Linked DNA regions of Mus musculus: all the other regions are linked to region 1. A link is a loop called in an ENCODE intact Hi-C map of the cell type or tissue named here. Cell type or tissue: left cerebral cortex. All regions are shown on one strand.

The links. A loop is a pair of places that touch in the nucleus more often than their neighbours do. Peaks named below come from ENCODE experiments on the same cell type or tissue, not always from the same donor. Only the 100,000 strongest peaks of a DNase experiment are listed, where the experiment ranks them.
Region 2: a loop joins it to region 1, with 5 times the contacts of the local background. A loop is called at or near these places in 3 of 42 quality-filtered maps.
Region 3: a loop joins it to region 1, with 5 times the contacts of the local background. A loop is called at or near these places in 2 of 42 quality-filtered maps.

What each region holds. Positions count from the first base shown.
Region 1 is chr15:68,432,753-68,436,752 of GRCm38, forward strand. No RefSeq gene overlaps it. Among named protein-coding and RNA genes, the nearest start is that of Mir30d, 93 kb to the left of the region's middle. In left cerebral cortex, no CTCF peak of the experiment used is centred here; DNase peaks (open chromatin) are centred at 2,315, 3,430 and 3,997; H3K27ac peaks cover 1,699 bases.
Region 2 is chr15:68,575,967-68,579,966 of GRCm38, forward strand. No RefSeq gene overlaps it. Among named protein-coding and RNA genes, the nearest start is that of Gm25987, 93 kb to the right of the region's middle. In left cerebral cortex, no CTCF peak of the experiment used is centred here; DNase peaks (open chromatin) are centred at 2,409 and 3,719; H3K27ac peaks cover 793 bases.
Region 3 is chr15:68,515,644-68,519,643 of GRCm38, forward strand. No RefSeq gene overlaps it. Among named protein-coding and RNA genes, the nearest start is that of Gm25987, 150 kb to the right of the region's middle. In left cerebral cortex, no CTCF peak of the experiment used is centred here; DNase peaks (open chromatin) are centred at 1,994 and 3,198; H3K27ac peaks cover 2,368 bases.

The DNA.
Region 1 (4,000 bases):
TCACGCACACTCTAGTGTCTCAGTAGCATGACCTTAGGGGTTCAGTAAGAGTCAAAATCTTTCCCCACCACGTTCTTGACCTTAGAAAATTAGTTTCTTCACAATCACATGTAGATGCTAACATTCTTACCCAAAATGTTGTGAAGATTAAATGAGTTAAAGTTGGGGACCACATCTGACCTTAAGTGCTCAACAGACACTGAGTGTTTGTATCACAAGAGAGTCGCCTCCGTTCTTCATCTCAGAATAGGCTCAGCACCTCTCTTGGCTGATGAGGTGAGATGGACCCAATTTGATTTTAAAATAGCAGCATGACTGGCTGTCTTAGCCATTGTTCTGTTGCTGAGAAGAGGTTATACCATCACCAAAGTCACACTTATAACATAAAACAATTAATTGAGGGCTTGCTTACAGATTCAGAGTACATTTTAATCATGGTGGGGAGTATGGCATTGGATTCAAGTGCAGAAAAAAGATAAAGACAGAAAAACAGAGACAGAGAGAAAGACAGACAGACACGCACACTAACACACATCAACACACACACACATACACACACACACACACACACACACACACACACACAGGCAAGATATGGGGCTTGACATACATGGACTTTTGAAACCTTAAAGCCCACCCCCAGTGGCTTCAACAAGGTCATCCCTACTCCAACAAGGTCACATCTTCTAATCCTTGTAATCCTTTCGAACAGGTCCACTCCCTGGTGACTAGGCATTCAACTATATGAACCTGTGGGGGCCATTCTTATTCAAACCATCACAATGGCATTTCTTGAATTGCAGTGATAGTGAGCAGCCCAGTTCTTCTGGCTGTACAGTTCTTCTCATTATTGTGGGTGTGCACTGCATATCGACAGGCTCAGGGTTTCAGTCTTTGCCCTGATTATGATACTGCCACGGAGTACTTAATACTCAGACTTCTCCCTTACTCTGCTCTGTCAACGGTTGATTAAGATGGAATCCCTTCAGCATCCATCTCTGTATTTCCTGCTACCTTGGAATGCGGTTCTCTAGAGTATTTCCATGTTACAGGTATTCTGGCTAATCATCATGGGAACGAGGGAGAAGTGAAAGCATAGCAGAGGGCAAATTAACTCTGTAAAGTGATGTCAGCCGTGTTCTTAGCTTGCGATTCTTGCTTCTGTTTCTGGGAGGTTCAGAGATCCTGTTTCTTTTCTGCTTCTTTTCTGTCCTCTTTCCTTAACTGCCCTGCCTTGTGTAGACACGAAAAAGCACTGACAAGCTAGCTTAGGCCTTTGTTGTGTGGGTCACCCTGGGGCAGTGGGGATGTCAGTGTGAGAGACAAAGGAAAAAGGCGGAGAATGAGAAGCAGTAGGTGCATCCTTGAGTGACTGCTGCATTACAAGGGGACACACCTGATCACCTATAGCATCGTCTTACTGCACTACCATGTAACCATTTCATGGGTAACAAGGGGCAGAATACTCCTGGGGAGTTCTTGTTTCCTGCCACACTGTCCATTTGTTCCTGGAAAATCGACTCTTCTGTGCATTTAGCTGATGTAGGGGCAGAGGGAGGAGCAAGAGCTTACACCATACAGCACAGTTCCACTTAAGTCTAGGAGCGCCATGGAGCCAGATTCTCAGCTGCTCAGGTTAGGTTTCAGCAGTAGAGTGGCTTGATCTTTGTTTGACCAGGGTGTAGAGAAGCCCGTTGAAGGCAGCTGGTAGAATGGAGGAGGTGGTTAGTGTTCTGGTTTGAGGCCTAACTGGGTCCTGAGGGGAAGTGTGTGGATCTGGGAGGAGAACTTCCTTCTCACTAGTAACAACAGGCTGAGCTAGTTCCATGTTATGCTGCCTCCCTAACAACCCACTTTTTAAAACTTGCTGAGCAGGGAAGCAGAGTGATGGGGGAAACACTTGCTTTCTTATCTCTTGCCCTAGAATTAGACATGCATCTCTGCTCCCATCATCCTCTGCTAGTCGGTAGCCTTAACCCAACTTCCAGAGATAAATGCAGAGAACACCGGGAGTTTTCTTTGTGTTTTATCTGCACAGCATCCTTCCTCCCCATTCCCTTCTCCTGATTCTTCAGGGTTGGCTAAAATGTACATGGTGGCTTCCCTTAACTCACAGGTCCAGATCTTATACGGCTGAGCTTTATGAAACAACCTTGCATCAGCCTTCCTTTATTTGTCTCTAGATCATGAGGACATCAATTGATCCTTGCCCCTTCCTACTATATGCTGCCAGGAATGTGACCCATTTAGTCAGAGGCTTTGTTGGAGTATCCCTACTGCCTTGACCAAAAGGACACTAAGTTTGCAAACTGAGTTTCAATGTCACAGTTACATAGTATCTTTGAGCCGCACCTGCTTTGACTTTCATGGGATGTTATAGCACCTGCTCCGCAGAGGTGCCAGGCTAACACCTACACCATGATGATATGTAGACACTTTATCTGCACAGCATCCTGCTACATTTGCCTCTCAGTAAAATTTATTCTGTGTGTTTCATTTAGCTTCCAGGAATCTTTCGTTTAGTTTTCTCTAATGCCACAGATGCCATTAATCCATGTTATTATCCTGAAGACCTATCTTTGGAGGGCTCAGATTCCTCCCCAATGTGGAGTGGGATCATTTGAGATCACAATATACCCGTTAGAGCTTTCTCTGGCTTTATAGTCTCTTCCTCTTGTCTGGCTTTTCAGGTCACTACCACCCCAGCTGTGGGAGCTGCCCAAGCATGGTGCCAGGAAGGCAACTCTGATTTTAACCTTTCAGCCGTGAGTACTGAGAGTTGGAAAGACATGGTGGCTTAGTTTAGAGCTCATCCCCTACACCAGCACGGATGGCCCCTTTGTATCTTAAGATTCAAAGATGATGAAGAGATGATTGACAGAAAGTCTCCTTCCTCATTGGGTCTGCCAGCCTCATGCTTTGTCTTCCTTTCATTCACGTGGCCTCTGAAGGGTGACCATTATTTTCAGGTGCTCGCATACCTTCACATCACAGTCAGCAATCTTTAACAATTCCCCAGGCTGTTAAAAGTCCCGGCAAACATCCTTTTCATACCACAGTCATGTTCTAGTATCCAGATTCACCAGTGAGTCGATTGACTCCTCTCCCTCTTATGTGTCAGGCTGTGCTTCTTCTACACTGTGAGCAGAGATAGGAAATTGTGCCTCTAAACCTCTATGTATATCTTGGACTTTTACCGTATGGTATTTTCCATAGTGAGATCACACATAAGGCCTTAATGTAGGATTGTGGTGGACATGGCCTCCTGTGGCTTCCTGTCCTTTCTCCCATGGACAGTTGAGGGATGGAGCCTCATTTTGCAGGTGGATGATCAAGTGCAGAGCGTTTAATCACCCCTTGTTCACACACAGATGACAGATATTTCCTTCCTGCAAATCCCTTCCTGCTGAAGGGAGGTTTTCTCACTCATGCCAGATGACGTCATCTGTAGGCCCAGCTGTCCACAGAAACTCAAAGCTGTGAGTGTTGGAAGTCACGATTTCCTAGTCCTTCTTTGAGCTTCTAAAGCAACAACAAAAAATTACATACCTTGTTCTTCCTGTCCACAGTTCTAAAGGCTTAGAGAGTTCAGATGGCTTTAGAATTCTGCTCTGACTGAGGTTTGATGCACACAGGATAAGCACCGAATCATATTGGTTGGATGGTTTCTTTCTTTAAAGCATTTTTATATCTGAAAACATATCTGATCTCAGCTGCACCCCTGTTGAGGTCTCAGAGTCAGGCTTGATGCTCCTGGGGATAATTAAATGGTTTCAGAGAAAGTCAAGGTCACAGAGGGATTTCAAGATAGATCTAGATCTTGACCCCTGGCTTTCCAAGCAAAGGTCTGGCTGATTCCATCAGGCAGCATCTCACTTTAGAAAACAGAAGGGCCAGAGAATCAGAGTGAATTATTGTTGTAAAGTCTTTGGAGCTCTGGAGTGGGAGTGAGGTGGGTGTGTGTAGCTAGTGTGAGGGGAGTATTGGGCTGGGCTGAAGG
Region 2 (4,000 bases), 140 kb after region 1:
TATTAAGAATGAATTTTTCATATATAGCCTAACTTTTTCCAGTCCTATGCTGCAAACCAGGAAAGGTCAAAGTTTATCAAGATAATGGACTTTTCACACTAGCAATCCTCTCTTGCCAATGACCTTCTCTTTCAGGCTAATTGCCTTTCGTCTCTAGCTACATGTACTCTAGACTTTGATAGGAATATTTTGGATCCATGAGTCTGCAGTGAGGACACTACCTGTTCCTAACATTCATCTTTCAGTGCTGCATGCCCAAGCGGGGATGGGAACTTTGTCAACTGTATGCACCTTCCTTTCCATTCATTCAGATATCAGTGTTCTCGTCATGTTTTACTACACAAGTGATTGTAGGTTTGCCTCCTGTAAACTGCATAATATAGACAGGACATAAAAGACAGCTATGGTGTTTATTCTCTTGGAAATTGTGGATCCTTCCCCAGCCTCCTTCATATCTTCTGATATTTCTCTGCATAATGAGGAGGATGGGAAGTTATCATGAGGTTTCCAAGATTTCTATAACCCAGAATCTTGCTTGGGTTTGAAAGCACAAAAGTGATGTTTTCCAGGTACCCTTCGATTTTCTGTCTATAGAGATGCTGCCCCTGGTAGTGAGTGCACCACAATGCCTGTGGCAGTCTTTGTGGGAGTTCAGAGGAAACAGATGCAGCAGTGGCTTGCTGGTCGACCACAGATGTTCCTTGGGATGTGTTTTTCGTGTTTAGGGAAGGTGCAACCTGCCTCTGTGATGATATCTTGGTAGGAGAGGAGATAGAGAAATATGACAACATGTATGGTTTTCAGAAAAGTTCAGGTGGGAAACCCAAAGCAGCCTATATTTTTTTTTCTGTGGGGATGAAAAGAATTTCCTTCACTGACAGCTCAAGGAGTGAGGTGACATCCCACATCTGGCACTGGGCTATTTGGCTATGTTTGGCTCTGACAGGAGCTTTATACCTGTAGGATTACTCCAATAGAACTCTTTTATGTGATACATGTAGCTATGAAGCATAGAAAATAGTATATTTACATAATAGCCTTTGAAGCATCCTTTATATTATTTATTCCACCCACATTCCTTCCTCTGCTATTCCTGCCTTCTCTTACCCCACTTAGCCCCCATCCATTAATTCACATTTTCCCTTATTTCCCTCACATTTCAAATTATTCCCTTCCCAGTTTCCTCTCCACAAACACTCTATCTCATCCCCCATCCCCTTGCTTCTATGAGGGTGCTTCCCCATCTACCCACCCACTCCCACCATAGAAAGATCACTGTCCTTAGACAATCTCAGAAATCTTAGAGGAGTAAGCTCCAGGCTTCTGCCAGTTGTGACTTTCTAGACAACTTCTATGTCTGATATGGCCAGGATGGGGAGGACGCTCAAAACCAATGCTATTCAGCACTTAGATTAATTAATCTACCAAATAATTTCTCCATGTTTTGGGTTTTTTGGCCAAGTTTACTGTAGTAGGCCTGTTTCCTCCTATGGAGTTTACCTTAAATTCAACCAGACAGCAGGTAGTTACCTCTGTAATACTTGTGTTGCCATTATGCCAATGGTCATATCTTTTTAGACTGATCATGAAACAATTTGTTATAGAACATTTAGAATTTAGCTGAAGGGTTGAGGAAGAAGTCTCATTTCCTCCCTATCATATGGTTGACTGTCTTTCAGTTTATACAAAGCTATGCAATAAAGCCTTTAACATTGGTTTTAAAGATTCCTGAATTTTGACAAATATAAGAATTTCAGGGATTTATGGGATGGATATAAGACCTACATCAGTTTTATTTCTGTCAGAACTATTAACAGGTGATGGTCCAGGGGAGGTAGAGTTTGTTTTCTTTAAGTGCATGGTCCCCAGTAGATGGACCATGGGAATCTTATGTATATATGGGCAGTGTTAACTGCACTCAGTGTTTTTTTTTTTTAAGAAAATAAAAAGTAGGTAGAAAGTTGGATCTTTGAGGAGGTAGGAAGAGTAGGGTGAATATGGTCAAAATATATTTTATACATGCAAGCAATTCAGAAGAATTAATACAAATATTATGTATTGAAAATTTTTCTTTGAAAGGCACACTTTAATTGATAATTTAAAAAATACCCACAAAATCTTTTTCACTTACACCTACATGCTGTGGGATGTAGGCCTTTAGTCAAGTATGACTGAAAGATGGAAGAGTGGCTTTGTAGAGGTGGTAGTATGGGCAAACATTCTTGGTGTTTGGGTAGGCATCCATCATGGAAAGAATTGGAAGGAAGGATGAGTAGACCCAAGCTTAGGACCAGCAGGGACTGTGGACTGCAGGCATTTTCTACAAGCCTAGGAGCACTTAAGTATAAATAGCAAGACAGATGGTAGGGGATGAGCCAAGACAACAGTAATGAAGAGATTGAGGGGGGTCCTCTATGCTAAGTGTGGAGGCTTAAATTCACATCTTTTGGGTGATTCCCACGACAGCTAGAGTGAGTCACCTGCCCCTGTGTCTAGACATGATGGAATATAAAAAGATTCATGGGACATATGAACATTGGTGGAGTTAAACTCTCTTCTCAGCTGAAGATGTCAGAGACAGTTTTTTCCCTTCTATTCCCCCTCACTTAAGGATGAGGGTTCTAAGAATTATCTGTACATAACAAGATCAAAGAGGGGAAAGAAGGGATTGCTTTCTTGAATGGAAAGCCCGATCCTCAAATTTTCAGGCCGTGGGGTGTTCTGATTTGCACATCTGGACTCACTGAACATTTTTCTCTTTAAGTCTCCGTGGCTTCAAAGAGGAATCCAAAGAGAGGAGACCAGGTGTCATGCTGTGTTTTGGACTTTAGTCATCTACAGGGTCCTTTTTGATCTGTGATAGGAGAAAACATTGCACATTGCATATTCATGAATATCTGCATTAGATATGGCCTGGGTCATAGAGTTAAAGATAACAAAGGAAAGCAAGGCAAAGGGCTTTAGCAGGCAGCAGGCAGGGAACTCTCACTCAAAGCAAGAGGCAAGATTGATGAGGGAGGAGACTCATAGAAATCTGGTTGAGGTTCATAAAGCTCCATGCCTTTATGATGAGCCAGAAGTTTAATATATAAATGTTCTGGGCCCATTTGCCACATTTCTGCTCAGAAGAAACATGCTGATTCCATGGGAAGGTCTCTAGATTGTTCTTGAACATTAGGCTTAGATAGCTTTCACATGTCCTGTTGCCCTTTCTCTTTCCTTCTTTGCCTCATATTCTAACTTCTGTCCATTGATTAATCATATCTTGTCATTAGCCACTGATTGTATCCAAACTGTACTTAAGGAGTTTATACACCTAGTCATTGTAAGATCATAATGTAGCCAAGGACCAAAGAGAGACCTTGATATTGGGTTACACCAGAGTGAGAATTCTGGCTGTCCCATTAAACAGGATAAGTTATTTAGCAATGGAAGAGACATAAAGAAAGAATGTAGGTCTCAGACTCCCTTCCCAACACTCTATTTCTTAAGGAAACTCTAGAAAAACTTGTGTGACATCATCTTCTTACCTAGCTAACAATGCCTGCGCACTAAGGACAGGAGGGCCAACTAGTGGGAGGTAGAGGCAGATGATGCAGAGAAGTAGGATGGTCAGACAGTCTAGAAGTGCTGATTCTCAGGGGTGGGTGAAACTTGGCTAAGAACCTAACAGCATATGTCCCCAAATGGCAAGTCCCTTCTTGTACCACCCCCAAGCCATGGCACGGTACTAGAAGGGCTACAGATGGAGTTCCAGTCATTCAAAGAAGAGAAAGGGCATGGAGCTGCTAAGACAGCTGGGCTGCATCAGAAGTGCTACACTAAGCCCACTCACACATGTGCTCTGCAGAAACCTCTGTGGAGCTCAGCTGATGCAGATGGGGCCTCTAGAGTCCCATTGGGTATGGCTTCCTATGATTAGTTGCTTACTCCATAACTGAAGTTTGTTGAAAGTTTCAGTGTCAGACACATTTTGTGTGCTACTTGCTCTTCTTTCTAC
Region 3 (4,000 bases), 83 kb after region 1:
AGGAAGCAAGGCTGTAATTCTTTGTGCTGCAGCTCCTATTGACGGGTACCCAGGCTGTGTCAGCCTGGGTGTTAAACAAGCATCCATTCTCCTTTGTTGGAAGTCATATTTATATCACCCTCCTTGCATAAGTGGAAAATAGTGGTGCAAGAAAGTTAAATGATATGTTTAAGACTACATGCCCCATGGGTGACAGACCTGGTGCTCCAACCCAGACTTTCTAAGTCTTTTGCCTGCCTTATTTAAGCACTAATCTAGTGAAAGAGGGAGAAAGAGCTTCATTGATTGTAAATCTTCTGAGTTTCTCACTTTCTCCAGGAAGAATGAACCAACTGTACCTGCATAATTCACTGTTCCAATGACATGGCTGAATATTGTCCTCTTATCCAGGCTCTGAAAATACAGAACAACCTTATGTCAGCTCCCTGTGAAAATTGCCTTTCAGTGGAAGAACTCATGGGTGGTAGGAAAAGCCACTGTTGTCTGGTTTTATTTAGAAAATACCTATAGCTCTCTTCTAAGCTCCTTCTCTATCTTTACATACCTATTGAGCACCTACTATGTTCCAGAAAAATGGTAGAAGATGTGTGCTGCCTTACAATGACTCCTTAACAAAAATAAACCATGCCTTTTGAAAGCAGGAGAATCAGTGAACTTAGTTTCTTGTCTTAGGTCACACAGCTGTGTCTGGGAAAGCTGTGACTACACCTAAGTCCGACTGGTGACTGTGGCACCTTCAATCTGGTTTCTAGCTTTACCTGTGATTCCATTTGCTGTGTATCCTTGGGTGCAACATTTTGCTTCTTGGTCCTTAATTATCCATCTCTTCTCTAAAATGGTATAACTTGGTCAGATGGTCTTCAAGGTCTTCTGAGTTGGGTGCCTGTGGCAATAAGTCTTTGATGTAACAAAGTATAGGTGCCTCAAAGATTTCAGATACAAAGATGCCAGAGGCCTTCTTTTAAAGCTAGCCTGTGCTGTCCTCTTCCAGAAGTGAAGGAAGTTAATACCGTTCATGTGAAGAGGCCTGAGGCCTGCATGGTGCTCAGAGTCTCCCCCTTTCTTTTAGATCAACCTATGTTTGGAGTTCAGGCAACTACCTGACAACTGAGATGGAGAGAGAACAACCAACCTCCAGGCAACCAGGAGGCTGGCTTTATGCAACTGATTTGTGGATCCTTAAATTACCCAACTTTGGGGTTGTTGCGACCTAACATGAACCATGAGTCTAATTAGAACTAATTAAGGAGGCAGCTCTATGTCTTGAAGAACCAAACTTAGGAAGTTTTAAAATCAAGCTGTTGACACCCCTTCGGCATTCTTACCATTACCATGGATAATGAGGGGAAGAGAGGGCATTTTTACCATGAGCAGGTGTCAGGAGGTTTGCCTACGGATGATTTTTGCGGGTTTCATCAAATCTGTTGTTTTTCTTAAAGTAGAATTGTCTTAACTTAAACCCAGCTCCAACGTTGATCCTAGTATGGTGTGGGATTGAAGCTGTGTGTGATGATGTGAGTTAAGGGGACAACAGCTGCTAAGGAATAGACTAATTGCACATGATGATCCCAATTCTTGCAATTCTTGCCCTCTCACAACTTAGATCTTGCTACTCTTCAATATTCACGATTCTCTTCTCTCACTTCATGAATGTGACTGAAATGATATTGGTTGATTCTAAACCTTTTGCATCAAGAAACCATACACACTTCCATTGTGTCTTCTGGATTCCAGTCACTTCCAAGTCAGCCATACTGGGTTGACTCTGTAGAGTCTGAGAGACTTGCATGAATTATGGAATATCTGAGGCCCAAGCTGAAGGATCCCAACGTGATCCTGAGCGTTCTGGCAACGGTGAGGAAGGGAGCATATGGGAATTACCGATGGACAGTAATTGTGTTTATTATTTTTATTTAATTTTTACACTATTCATTTGAAGCAAGTGTTGTCTTTACTTTATAGAGACAGATACTGAAGCAAAGAGCCTAAAAATAATCAGAGAAGGCTCCACATCTATGCATGTAGGCATTCTGTGAGTGACCTAGTTCCAAAGACTGGCCCAATGCCTCTCTAAAAGACACCTAACTAGATATGGCTCTCTACCCCGAATATCTCCAAGATAAAAAATAAAAGGGAGATAGTGAGGGGAAAACAATATCATTCTTATATCCATCCTGCAAACAAACAAGGGGAGCTGTCTGACTTCTATTTGTGAGACCAGGACCCCTGAAACTGACAGATCAAGTATGGCAAGATGTTCTCACTTGTCACTGTTCATGAACTTGTCACGGGGATAAACTTGTCCACCATATAAAATTATAATCAAATAAAGTTCTGGTCAGATAAACATGAGAATTCCTAGAACAATAGCATCCAATCTCAATTTGGTCTTTTTCCTTGAATGGGGGTGTGTGTGCGGGTAGAGGGACGGGTCCTATTGGAACACACAGCCCGCTTGAGGTAGGGCTGGGATTTACCATAGGTCGGCCTAACCTTAGTTTCAATCTTTCTATCCATGCAGCTTGTCTAGTACAATAGTTGCCCTGGGGTTGCAAAGCCATCTTGCTTACTTCCTCTAGTCTTTTTTTTTTTTTTTTTCAGTTGTCAACTTAAGGAACAGAATGTTAGAAAAGATATTTCAGAAAAGTTGCTTCTGAATTTTAAGATGGTGCTGGAAGGTCTTGGAAAATGGCTTGACTGTTGAGGCGTTTGGGTGATCTCAGTAATAGGCCATCTGTAGGATCAGAACTCCCACATGACTTTGGAAATTTAGTCTGTTTTATGCATTTCCCTTTTTTCTGCTTCCATTTTTCCAGAACCTTATACCCAGTTTTCCAGAACCTTCTGTCACAATTATGTAGAGCTGGAGGTAAGAGTGGGTGGACTAGAGTATTTATCCTCAGGTGTTGTCCTAAATTTATTCTCACCTGTACTTCCTACTCTCCAATAATATCCCTGAGTGGAGGGGAAGGCAAATAGCATTAAGGAATCTTTTGTGTGAGTACAGACTCTAGGGAGGCATTATTCATAGCTAAGCTAACATTGGGATTTTCATCTAAACAGAACTTTCTTAGAAACTGAAAGAGAACACTCCTACATACTATTCAAGAACAGCAAGTATAACTAAGACTGTTTGGGATGGAGCAGGGAGTATGATCAGAATATTCCTGGTGGGCTTCCATGGGGCCAGATCTAAGAGAAGCTGTCATGGAGTGGATGCATCTTTAGTTTGTGGCCAGTTCTCCTGGGGCAGACTGGAATGGGATTAGGACTTGAGTCATGCACAGTGCCTACACAGATACGTAAGAGATCCCTTATGGGTTTGTTGGTGCCTTTGTATGAAAAAATGGCTGACATGATAAATGCCTATGTTAAGAGGTGTTGTCAAGAATAGTTGATAATCACTCTGGAGGTACAGGCAAGTATAACTCTGTAAGTTCAAGGCCAGTCTGGTTTTCATAAGGAGTCCCATGCTAGCCAAGGCAACATAGTGAGACCCTGTCTTAAAAAAAAGCACCAAATGAAGACGAGGTGCAGTACCTGAAAGAAGACTCTGTGAATGTGTTTCCACATGCTCAGGAGCACAGCCATATTTTCTCCAGCACTGCTGTAGCCTCTCCTCAAAATCCTTTGCCATTTTCCATTTGTGTAGGAACGCATCAAATTAAAATACACACTGGATCACACTCTTCCCAACAGGGAAGAGTTCTTACTTTTTTTTGGCCTTAATAATAACCATATACATCTGAAAACCCATTCCTAAAGTTTACAACAGCACTCTAAACCCTTTCATTTTGATTACTTAATAGCTATGTGTCTTTCAAAAAGTTATTTAATCCTTTATTTTTCAATTTTCTCACAACAGTGATAATAGTGGCACCTCCCTCCCCTGAGTTCAGGCGAGGATTTAAGGATTAATCCTTGTAACTCACACACTTGGCCTGGTGTCCAGCATGACACTCCAGAATTGCCAGATTTGGAGGCTGGAGTTAAATTTATT